2 separate regions of the Homo sapiens genome follow, and region 1 is linked to region 2. Evidence: read pairs that join two places in POLR2A ChIA-PET (ENCODE). Cell type or tissue: PC-9. All regions are shown on one strand. Each heading gives the region's core, and the rest is flanking DNA. Links, peaks and the distances in the headings are about the cores only. Region 1 has its middle 26 kb from the start of LINC02988. Region 2 holds the start of SNORD13C (small nucleolar RNA, C/D box 13C).

Evidence for each region. ChIA-PET counts read pairs that join two places held together with the same protein. Peaks named below come from ENCODE experiments on the same cell type or tissue, not always from the same donor. Only the 100,000 strongest peaks of a DNase experiment are listed, where the experiment ranks them.
Region 1: POLR2A ChIA-PET joins it to region 2 with 11 read pairs; 6 of 35 experiments call an interaction of 5 or more read pairs at or near these places.

Annotation. Positions count from the first base shown.
Region 1 is chr1:150,184,474-150,189,846 of GRCh38, forward strand. No RefSeq gene overlaps it. Among named protein-coding and RNA genes, the nearest start is that of LINC02988, 26 kb to the left of the region's middle. RefSeq lists a cis regulatory region at 2,345-2,631. In PC-9, for the core only: CTCF peaks have their summits at 2,995 (motif pointing left) and 3,199; DNase peaks (open chromatin) are centred at 1,808, 2,098, 2,428 and 2,968; H3K4me3 peaks cover 1,378 bases; H3K27ac peaks cover 1,673 bases.
Region 2 is chr1:150,260,195-150,265,567 of GRCh38, forward strand. CA14 (carbonic anhydrase 14) reads left to right here. Exons shown (of 11, transcript NM_012113.3): 3 at 1,265-1,444; 4 at 1,964-2,106; 5 at 2,331-2,426; 6 at 2,610-2,676; 7 at 2,848-3,005; 8 at 3,105-3,225; 9 at 3,465-3,485; 10 at 3,600-3,684; 11 at 4,399-4,884. The coding sequence ends at 4,465. It overlaps SNORD13C (small nucleolar RNA, C/D box 13C), which reads left to right and starts at 1,500; the gene lies at 1,500-1,603. It overlaps APH1A (aph-1A gamma-secretase subunit), which reads right to left. Exons shown (of 7, transcript NM_001077628.3): 7 at 5,210-5,373. In PC-9, for the core only: no CTCF peak of the experiment used is centred there; a DNase peak (open chromatin) is centred at 2,677; H3K4me3 peaks cover 314 bases; H3K27ac peaks cover 2,873 bases.

The DNA.
Region 1 (5,373 bases), core at 65-5,064, 76 kb before region 2:
TGAGCATGGCTGTTCCAATAAAACTTTACTTATGGACACTGAAACTTGAATTTTCATGTGTCATAAAATATTAGTCTTTCCATTTTTAAAAACCATTCAGAAATGTAAAAACCACCTTAGTGTCTGGGTCATACAAAAAAAAGGTGGAGGGTCCACGGGCCAGACCATGGTTTGCCAATCCCTGCTCTAAAGAACTCTTACAGGCCAGGCACAGTGGCTCGCGCTTATAATCCCAGCACTTTGGGAGGCCAAGGTGGGCAGATCACATGAGGCCAGGAGTTCAAGACCAGCCTGGCCAACACAGTGAAACCCTGTCTCTACTAAAAATACAAAAATTAACTGAGTGTGGTGTCGCGCATCCGTGGTCCCAGCTACTTGGGAGGCTGAGGCACGAAAACCGCTTGAACCCAGGAGGCAGATGTTGCAGTGAGCCGAAGTCGTGCCACTGCATTCCACCCTGGGTGACAGAGCAAGACTCTGTCTTAAAAACAAACAGACAAAAAGAACTCTTACATACACATAACTCAACTACACATGAGAATGTTCATAACATCATTATGTGAATTAGCAAGTATGCAGATACCAAAAATGTTGGTAGACAAAAACTGGAGTTACATGTATCAACATGGATGATCTTACAAACCTATTTAAGAGAAAACACAAATTACAGAAGAACAGTTACAACGTCATTTATATACAAATTTTAAATATGCAGAAATTATATATTACTGAGCATATTTAACATATATAATAAAAGTCTGAACAGGCCATGCGCAGTGGCTCATGCCTGTAATCCCAGCACTTTGGGAGCTGAGGCAGGTGGATCACTTGAGATCAGGAGTTCAAGACCAGCCTGGCCAACATGGCGAAACCCCATCTCTACTAAAAATTCAAAAATTAGCCAGGTGTGTTGTTGCGCATCTGTAACCCTAGCTACTCAGGAGGCTGAGGCAGGAGAATCACTGAACCCGGGAGCCAGAGGATGCAGTGAGCCAAGATTGTGCCACTGCACTCCAGCCTCGGTGACAGAGTAAGACTCTTGTCTCAAAAAACAAAAAGGAATGTTCCACATCAAACTCATTTACCTGGGAATGACGTCAGGGGGAGGCAGGAGAAGGATACAACTGGAGAAGGATGCACAGGGGGCTTCAACTGCATTGTTGATGTTTCATTTTTTAAACTGAGTGACAAGTCGATCAATGTCCATTCTTGATACCACTGTGTACCTTAAATATTTAATAATAAATAAAAAGAAATGTGCAGTTTTGGGCTTTTTTTTGTTTTTTTTTGTTTTTTTAGATAGAGTCTCGCTCTGTCACCCAGGCTGGACTACAGTGGCGTGATCTGGGCTCACGCCCAGATCCTGAGTATCTGGGACTACAGGCGTGCACCACCATGCCTGGCTAATTTTTGTATTTTTAGTAGAGTTTTACCATGTTGGCCAGGCTGGTCTCGAACTCCTGACTTCAAGTGGTCCACCTGCCTTGATCTCCCAAAGTGCTGGAATTACAGGCATGAGCCACTACGCCCAGCCAGGAATGTGTAGATTTAATGTGAATTTAGCAAATGGTTTGTCCTATTTGAGGGCAGAGGTGAGGTCAGCTTATATTAACATATCCAAAAACTTGGTTTGAGCCCAGATTTCTGACACTAAAAACAAAAAATGCCCCATTTGTTTCTTTCTTCTTTCTTCTTTTTTTTTAGAGATGGAGTCTCGCTCTGTCGCCTGGGCTGGAGTGCAGTGGGGCAATCTTGGCTCACTGCAAGCTCCACCTCCCGTGTTCACGCCATTCTCCTGACTCAGCCTCCTGAGTAGCTGGGAACACAAGCGCCCACCACCACGCCCAGCTAATTTTTGTATTTTTAGTAGAGACGGGGTTTCACCGTGTTAGCCAGGATGGTCTCAATCTCCTGACCTCGTGATCCACCTGCCTCAGCCTCCCAAAGTGCTGGCATTACAGGCGTGAGCCACCACGCCCAGCCTATTTGTTTCATTTTTTAAAATTGGACTGAACCTTAGGAGAAAACAGAAAATTGTACTACATTCTTGCATAGCTAGCTAATGTAAATAGCTTCAAGCAACAAACTAGATATTATTGATCCGTTTCAAAAGAGCTGAGTCAGGCTGTACACGGTGGCTCATGCCTGTAATCCCAGCACTTTGAGAGGCCGAGGCAGGCGGATCACCTGAGGTCAGGAGTTGGAGACCAGCCTGGCCAATGTGGTGAAACCCCATGTCTACAACAAAAAAATACAAAAATTAGCTGGGCATGGTGGCGCGTGCCTGTAGTCCCAGCTACTGGGGAGGCTGAGGCACAAGAATCGCTTGAACCCGGTAGGTGGAAGTTGCAGTGAGCCAAGCAGAGATTGCACCACTGAACTCCAGCCTGGGCTGGAGGTTTTTTTCATCTCGGGAAAAAAAAAAAAAAAAAAAAGAGCTGAGTCAGATTCTGACTTGTCTAACGGACTCAGTCGTGATGTTTTGCCTGTCTGCTCCAAGTTCCCCTGTTCCAGACACATCTCTCACAGCATTACAATGATCTACATGCCCTAGGAATAGCGACTTTCCATCATCTGCCTCATCAGAGCAAATAGAAGTGTAAGTGGCAATGACGTTAGTGTTTGTGTGTGTGAAAACCTAGTGTGAATTTTCCCTTCTCTGGCAAAAGCTCACAAGCCATCATTATAGAAAAGCAGAAGAAAAAACTGCTTGTTCTGCTTTTCCTGACCTCAGAAGCAGTAGTTGTTAAAACTCTTTAAAAAAAAAAAAATGGGGTCTTGCTATGCTGCCCAGACAGGTCTCCATCTCCTGGGCTCAAGCAGAGCTGGGACTACAGGCACACCACCACACCAAGCAAAACTGTCTTTTGATTTAAAATTACTTAAATACCTCTTTAAGGGTCTCCTATAGTCACTTATCTTCCAGTTACCTAAATCACTAGCTTCTTTTTTTTTTCCTTCAGAGACCCCGCCCAAAGTCACATCCGTTGCAATTATCGGGCAGGTACTGCCCTCTAGTGTTTATACTTTTATAATAAAAATTTTACACACTACCCTTTTAACTGACCTCAAAGCATGGAAAATCTGTCAAAAACTAAATAATATCCTATTAACCCAAGATTTTTCACCTTCACACTACTGGCATTCTGATCACCCTTTGTTGCGGGGCTGTCTTGTGCACTGTGGGACGTTTTGGCAGCACCCCTGGCATCTTCCCACTTGATGCAGTAGCACTCCCACACACATCCCGGTGTGACAACCAAAAATATCTCCAGACACAGCTAAATGTCCCCAGGGGAACAAAATCACCCCTGCTTGAGATCCACTGTATTAGTCTAAAGGTTGTCCAAAACATTCACATTAGACCTGAAAATTGTAAGGGAAAAGGGCTTCTCTGGGCTAATTCCATTGAATGAGATAAAGAACTTCATTTCTGCATGAAAAACAAGGAGGTAGAGAATTAAGATTTTCAGCTCCCCGCCTCCACGTACCCGCAAAGTCCTGGCCATTGGGACATTTTTTACACCTTTAGCTTTCTGTTCCAGCTTTACCTCTTAGACCTCTTCACTTCCTTTCAAAGTGCATCACAAACAAAGCTTGCCCTTCTAGCCAAATGCAGAGAATGTGGTAGGGAAAAGGAAGAAGGGAGGTCTGAGCATTTGTACTCAAAAAAAGGGCTCTGGCCAGATGTGGTGGCTCGTGCCTGTAATCCCGGCACTTTGGGAGGCTGAGGTGGGCAGGAGTTCAAGACCAGCCTTGGCAACATGGCAAAACCCCATCTCTACTAAAAATACAAAATTAGCCGGGTTCAGTGGCAGGTGCTTGTAGTCCCAGCTATTCTGGAGGCTAAGGCATGAGAATCCCTTGAGCCTAGGGGGCAGGGAGGCTGCAGTGAGCCAAGATTGCCCCACTGCACTCCAGCCTGGGCAACAGAGCAAGACTCTGTCTCAAAAAAAAAAAAAGGAGAGGGGCTCTAGCAAAGCGTTAAGGCTCAGCATTAATAATGCCAGCCAACCAGGAACCTGTATTGATTGTCAGCCTAATATGAAAATTCTTATCAAATATCAAAATAAGTTTCAAATCTGGCTTTTAGAAAGATATTTAGGAGGGTTTATTCCAATCTGCTATGAATGATTATTCTTCATACAAGTGCATTATGCTTATAAACCTTGGTTCTGTGATTTTTTTTTTCCAGACGGAGTCTCACTCTGTCTCCCAGGCTGGAGTGCAGTGGCACGATCTCAGCTCACTGCAACCTCCGTCTCCCGGGTTCAAGCAATTCTCCTGCCTCAGCCTCCCAAGTAGCTGGGATTACAGACGTCCGCCACCACACCCGGCTAATTTTTGTGTTTTTAATAGAGACGGGGTTTCACCATGTTGGCCAGGATGGTCATGATCTCTTGACCTCGTGATCCGCCTGCCTCAGCCTTCCAAAGTGCTGGGATTACAGGTGTGAGCCACCGTGCCTGGCTAGTTCTATGAATTTTAACACTTGCAAATTACTGAGAACTTGATATTTAAAAAATAAAAAAGGAGTTTGGACTGTCACTAACTTCCTCCCCTCATCAAATTTCTCACTGACTTAGTTGATTTCACTGAAGAACTAAACAAAAAATAAGAATAATCGGGCCGGGAGCAGTGGTTCATGCCTGTAATCCCAGCAGTTTGGGAGACTGAGACAGGTGGATTACTTGAGGCCAGGAGTTTGCGACCAGCCTGGGCAACATGGTGAAACCCCGTCTCTATTAAAAATACAAAAAATTAGCCAGGCTTGGTGGTGCATGCCTGTAATCCCAGTTTCTGGGGAGGCTGAGGCACGAGAATCATTTGAGTCTGGGAGGCGGAGGTTGCAGTGAGCAACCTGTATCAAAAAAATAATAATTTTTTTCTGTCTCAAAAAATAATAATTTTTTTTTTTGAGACAGAGTCTCGCTCTGTCGCCCAGGCTAGAGTGCAGTGGTGCAACCTCTGCTCACTGCAACCTCCCTGCCTCCCGGGCTCAAGTGATTCTCGTGCCTCAGCCTCCAGAGTAACAGGGACTACAGGCACGCACCACCACGCCTGGCTAATTTTTGTAATTTTAGTAGAGACGGGGTTTCACCATATTGCCCAGGCTGGTCTTGAACTCCAGAGCTCAAGTGATTTGCCCTCCTTGGCCTCCCAAAGTGCTGGTATTACAGACATTAGCCAGCATGCCCGGCCTAAATACATTTGTATAATTAAAAATATTTCATTCTTTATTAACATTTTCAGACCTAGTTTTTTTTATCATTTAGTGAAATTGAAAGTCATAGAGCTCTACAATCGTCAAGCTCTTATTAGCAGACCGTTGGAATGGAAATCTGTTTTAGCTACTGTAACGGTTAATACTGA
Region 2 (5,373 bases), core at 203-5,202:
GACAACCCTTTCACACTGGGACCTCCTCACCTGGCAGGAAGACACACTGTGCGGGTGGGAGGAGACTTCCTTTACCTTCTCACCCTAGCTCCTCCCTTCTGGATCTCCTCCTGCCTTGAGTTTCACATATATGGCTCCTAGATCCTGCTCTAATCATCAAATCCTACACCTCCTGATTTGGCAGAAAAGCTAGTTAAGTCCTCAGTAAATCGTGTAGGAGTGAGGGAGCTGGGGTGGAAAGGAAGCTGGGTGGGAACTCTGAGCTTAGCTGCCAGGTCTCCTTCTGGCTCCGTCTATCCTAATCCATCCTACCCCTAACCTGCATCTGAAATTGGGACAGAGCTGGAGGTCAGGGGTGAGGAAGAGGCTGGCAGGATAGTTTCTGACCCTGGGGGAGGTGGAACTCAGTTCCTATGAACTACTGATTAATGACTTAACCAAACTCAAGTTCATGATAAACGGTCAGTGTGAGAGCAAGAAGTGAATGATGAGAAGTCAGGATATCTGAATCCCAAGGCCACTTGATAGGGGCCTCCAGGAGACCGTATCTCTCTAGGTTATTTTTTTTTTTTTTTTTTTTTTTGACACAGAGTCTTGCTCTGTCACCCAGGCTGGAGTGCAGTGGCGCAATCTGGGCTCACTGCAAACTCCACCTCCTGGGTTTAAGTGATTCTCCTGCCTCAGCTTCTCGAGTAGCTGGGATTACAGGTGCCCACCACCACGTCTGGCTAATTTTTGCATTTTTAGTAGAGATGGGGTTTCACCATGTTGGCCAGGCTGGTCTCGAACTCCTGACCTCAAGCGATCCACCTGCCTCGGCCTCCCAAAGTGCTGGGATTACAGGCATGAGCCACTGTGCCTGGCCTATCTAGGATCATTTTATTTCTCCCATTTTTCTACTCCTACTCTCTAATCCCATCTCTCAGGGTATTCAGGTTTTCTATGCATCCCCTCTGCCCTCATTCAGCTTTCTTGTCCTCAAAATACAGGTAAGTAAAAGAGCTACCACTCCCCATTCATCAGGATAGTTGGGGAATCATCACTGCCTCTGGGTAGGGAAGGGGAACTGCAGCATGAGACTCAACAGGACTCCTACCTCACCCATCCCTATACAACTGGGGTCTTAACCTGGGTGGAGGGAAGTCCATTTCTACCTCCACACAGATGTATGGCTTGGTTAGGGGAAGGGTCAAAGGGAGGGGGTGCTGTTGAAGGGTAGCTAGAGCTGGAGGACAGGACCAATGTCTTTGGTAACCCCCACCAGGCCCACATGGTCAGGACCATTGGCCAGCCTCTTACCCTGAGTGTGGAAACAATGCCCAGTCGCCCATCGATATTCAGACAGACAGTGTGACATTTGACCCTGATTTGCCTGCTCTGCAGCCCCACGGATATGACCAGCCTGGCACCGAGCCTTTGGACCTGCACAACAATGGCCACACAGGTAAAAGCACAGGCTCCAAGGAGTTGTAGGCTCCAGCTCAGATCTTAGGAGTCAGATCCTTTTGTAGTTCATGGGCATGATGATGGGGTGTTCCTGAGCATGCGTAAGATGTGCCGCCCTCAAATCTTGTCAAGATGTTGGCACATTACCCATCTGACATAAATAAACAAACAAATAACCTCAGGAGTCAGAGGAAAGCAGCATTTTCCTAACCTACGAATTCTCAAAAACCTTTGTCCATGAATTTGGAGATATGAGAATGGGGATCAGGATCCTGTAGCCAAAGCGGGAATCGAAATGTTTATAACCAAGCTCAGTAGGTAGGTATCATTGCACTGACTTGGTCTTCACCAAGAAAAAGGAAGATATGCTAGAAAAGCACTGGCCTATGGGAGGAACTGGGTGCTACTGGGGGAGAAAACTGGAAGAGGGCCAAGTCTCCCAAGAAGTGGTGGCAACCCAGGAGTGGGAATGTATCCACATGCCTCCACCAATCCGAGTTTGCTCTTTTCCTCACAGTGCAACTCTCTCTGCCCTCTACCCTGTATCTGGGTGGACTTCCCCGAAAATATGTAGCTGCCCAGCTCCACCTGCACTGGGGTCAGAAAGGATCCCCAGGGGGGTCAGAACACCAGATCAACAGTGAAGCCACATTTGCAGAGGTACCAGGGAACAAAGAGCTGGGACTCAGACAAAGTAACAGGGATGGGTGGTCCTGGGGAAAGGATCTGGACCTTAGGAAAAGTCATGCTGGGGGGATAAGGCCAATCTCTGAGGGACAGACTTAGTGCCTGCCGGGGACAGCGGGGGGATGGTGGCAGCTAGGATCAAGGCCTTGAAGGGGGTGCAGACATTCCATGATTCAATTCCCTCTTCCTTCCTTTAGCTCCACATTGTACATTATGACTCTGATTCCTATGACAGCTTGAGTGAGGCTGCTGAGAGGCCTCAGGGCCTGGCTGTCCTGGGCATCCTAATTGAGGTCAGTAGCCCCCAGTCCCTTCCAGGTTTCTCTCCACTTCCTCTGCAACCCTCAAACCTATTTCTGTTGCTGGCCTCCTTCCTATGGCAGGCAGCAGCCCACCCTGACCATTTATTCTGTACATAAATTTCTTATTCCAAACATGGACTCATTCCAAACTCTCTCCCTTTCCTTCTCTTCCAGGTGGGTGAGACTAAGAATATAGCTTATGAACACATTCTGAGTCACTTGCATGAAGTCAGGCATAAAGGTGAGCCTTAAAAATCTATAGCAGGAAGTAAGATTAGACTTTCAAAAACTATCCTTAAAAGCCTTGGGATGAAGCAATTACATAGAGCCAAGGAATTTTGCTTCTGGGAGCCCTATCTAGGTAAGCTAGGGCACACTGAAAGGAAGATGAGTCCCAGTCTGTTCTCCCCAGATCAGAAGACCTCAGTGCCTCCCTTCAACCTAAGAGAGCTGCTCCCCAAACAGCTGGGGCAGTACTTCCGCTACAATGGCTCGCTCACAACTCCCCCTTGCTACCAGAGTGTGCTCTGGACAGTTTTTTATAGAAGGTCCCAGATTTCAATGGAACAGGTAAGTGGTGGAGAAACGAGGTGAGGTGAGACACAGTTGTAACTTCAGACCCCTTCCCACTCCCCAAAGTAACACCTCTCCCACGCTTCTGCTCCTCAGCTGGAAAAGCTTCAGGGGACATTGTTCTCCACAGAAGAGGAGCCCTCTAAGCTTCTGGTACAGAACTACCGAGCCCTTCAGCCTCTCAATCAGCGCATGGTCTTTGCTTCTTTCATCCAAGGTGATTCTGCACGGCTCAGAAGAGATGGGAAACTGAGGGGGACACAATGGCAGGAACTAGGGAGCCAATGGGAAGAAAAGGCTAAAAGGGGAGGGGGTTTCTGGGACTTGCTTGGACTGGGAACCAACCCCCACCCCAGGGTGCCCCCGGGGGATTCTCCCAGGCACAGCAGCAGAGAGTGCTGCTCCCAGCTGGGATGGGGATCTGAAGTCCCACTGACCCATTTTCTTCTCTTACAGCAGGATCCTCGTATACCACAGGTAAGCCAGCCTTATAAGATAATGCGGGGAGGGGAGGTGTCCTCACCGAGTGGGGGAAAGGCTCAAAATCTATGTTAGTCCTAGGCTGACACCTTTTACCTTTATCTCCCCCAGGTGAAATGCTGAGTCTAGGTGTAGGAATCTTGGTTGGCTGTCTCTGCCTTCTCCTGGCTGTTTATTTCATTGCTAGAAAGATTCGGTGAGGCCCTACTTTCCATTCCTCCAGTCCCTTCTTCTTTTTTTTTTTTTTTTTGGTAGGTGGGAGACGGAGTCTTGCTCTGTTACTCAGTCTGGAGTGCAGTGGTGTGCAATCTCAGCTCACTGCAACCTCTGCCTTCTGGGTTCAAGCAATTCTCCTGCCTCAGCCTCCCGAGTAGCTGGGACTACAGGCACGCACCATCACACCCAGCTAATTTTTGTACTTTTAGTAGAGACAAGGTTTCACCATATTGGCCAGGCTGGTCTCAAACTCCTGACCTCAGGCAATTCGCCTGCCTCAGCCTCCCAAAGTACTGGGATTATAGGCATGAGCCACCCGCTTTTTGAGACAGGTTCTCACTGTTGTCGAGGCTGGAGTGCATGGCTTTATCACAGCTCACTGCAACCTCCACCTCCCGGGCTCAAGTGGTCCTCCCACCTCAGCCTCCTGAGTAGGTGGGACTACAGGCATGTGCCACCATGCCCAGATAATTTTTGTATTTTTAGCAGAGACGGGTTTTCACTACATTGCCCAGGCTGGTCTCCAACTCCTGACCTCAAGTGATCCGCCCGCCTCAGCCTCCCAAAGTGCTGGGATTATAGGTGTGAAACACCTTGCCCAGCCCTCTTTTCTGTTAAAAAGCATTCTCCTATTTCACCTCTAATCTGCTTCACTTAGATAGCAGTCATTCTCATGAGCCATTCCCCTTTCCAGGAAGAAGAGGCTGGAAAACCGAAAGAGTGTGGTCTTCACCTCAGCACAAGCCACGACTGAGGCATAAATTCCTTCTCAGATACCATGGATGTGGATGACTTCCCTTCATGCCTATCAGGAAGCCTCTAAAATGGGGTGTAGGATCTGGCCAGAAACACTGTAGGAGTAGTAAGCAGATGTCCTCCTTCCCCTGGACATCTCCTAGAGAGGAATGGACCCAGGCTGTCATTCCAGGAAGAACTGCAGAGCCTTCAGCCTCTCCAAACATGTAGGAGGAAATGAGGAAATCGCTGTGTTGTTAATGCAGAGAACAAACTCTGTTTAGTTGCAGGGGAAGTTTGGGATATACCCCAAAGTCCTCTACCCCCTCACTTTTATGGCCCTTTCCCTAGATATACTGCGGGATCTCTCCTTAGGATAAAGAGTTGCTGTTGAAGTTGTATATTTTTGATCAATATATTTGGAAATTAAAGTTTCTGACTTTAATTCTGGCCTATCCTTTGAGGCTCTTGAGGGTGGGCAAGTTCCTGAATCCCTCAGGTGGTAAAGATGGGCAAAGGATGGGGAAAAGAAGCATGGGTGATTAACTCCTTTTATCCCACCCCTGGAAGGAAAGATAAGCTTCTGGGAAGACACTTAACCCAAAGTTTCAGACATGTTAAACCACTAGCCCAGATTTCTGCCCTTGCACCAAGGCTATGCTTGGAAATCAGTGGTTGCCAGGTTAGGAAAGTGGCTGGATGAGAGATCTGAGGACAGAAATCTCAATTAACATGCTATCCCCTCCCTTAAAAGCCAAGTTCCCCCACAATTACAAATTCTTTTTTATTAGTCAAAATCACAATCACCTTGATTAAAAGGATGGGACACTCCACCCTCAGCAGAAAATGATACAGTTTATAGAAAACCTCCCCGCCCCTCCCACACCCCAATTAAAAACTACAAAAAAATCTCCCCTCCTTCCCTACGATGTCA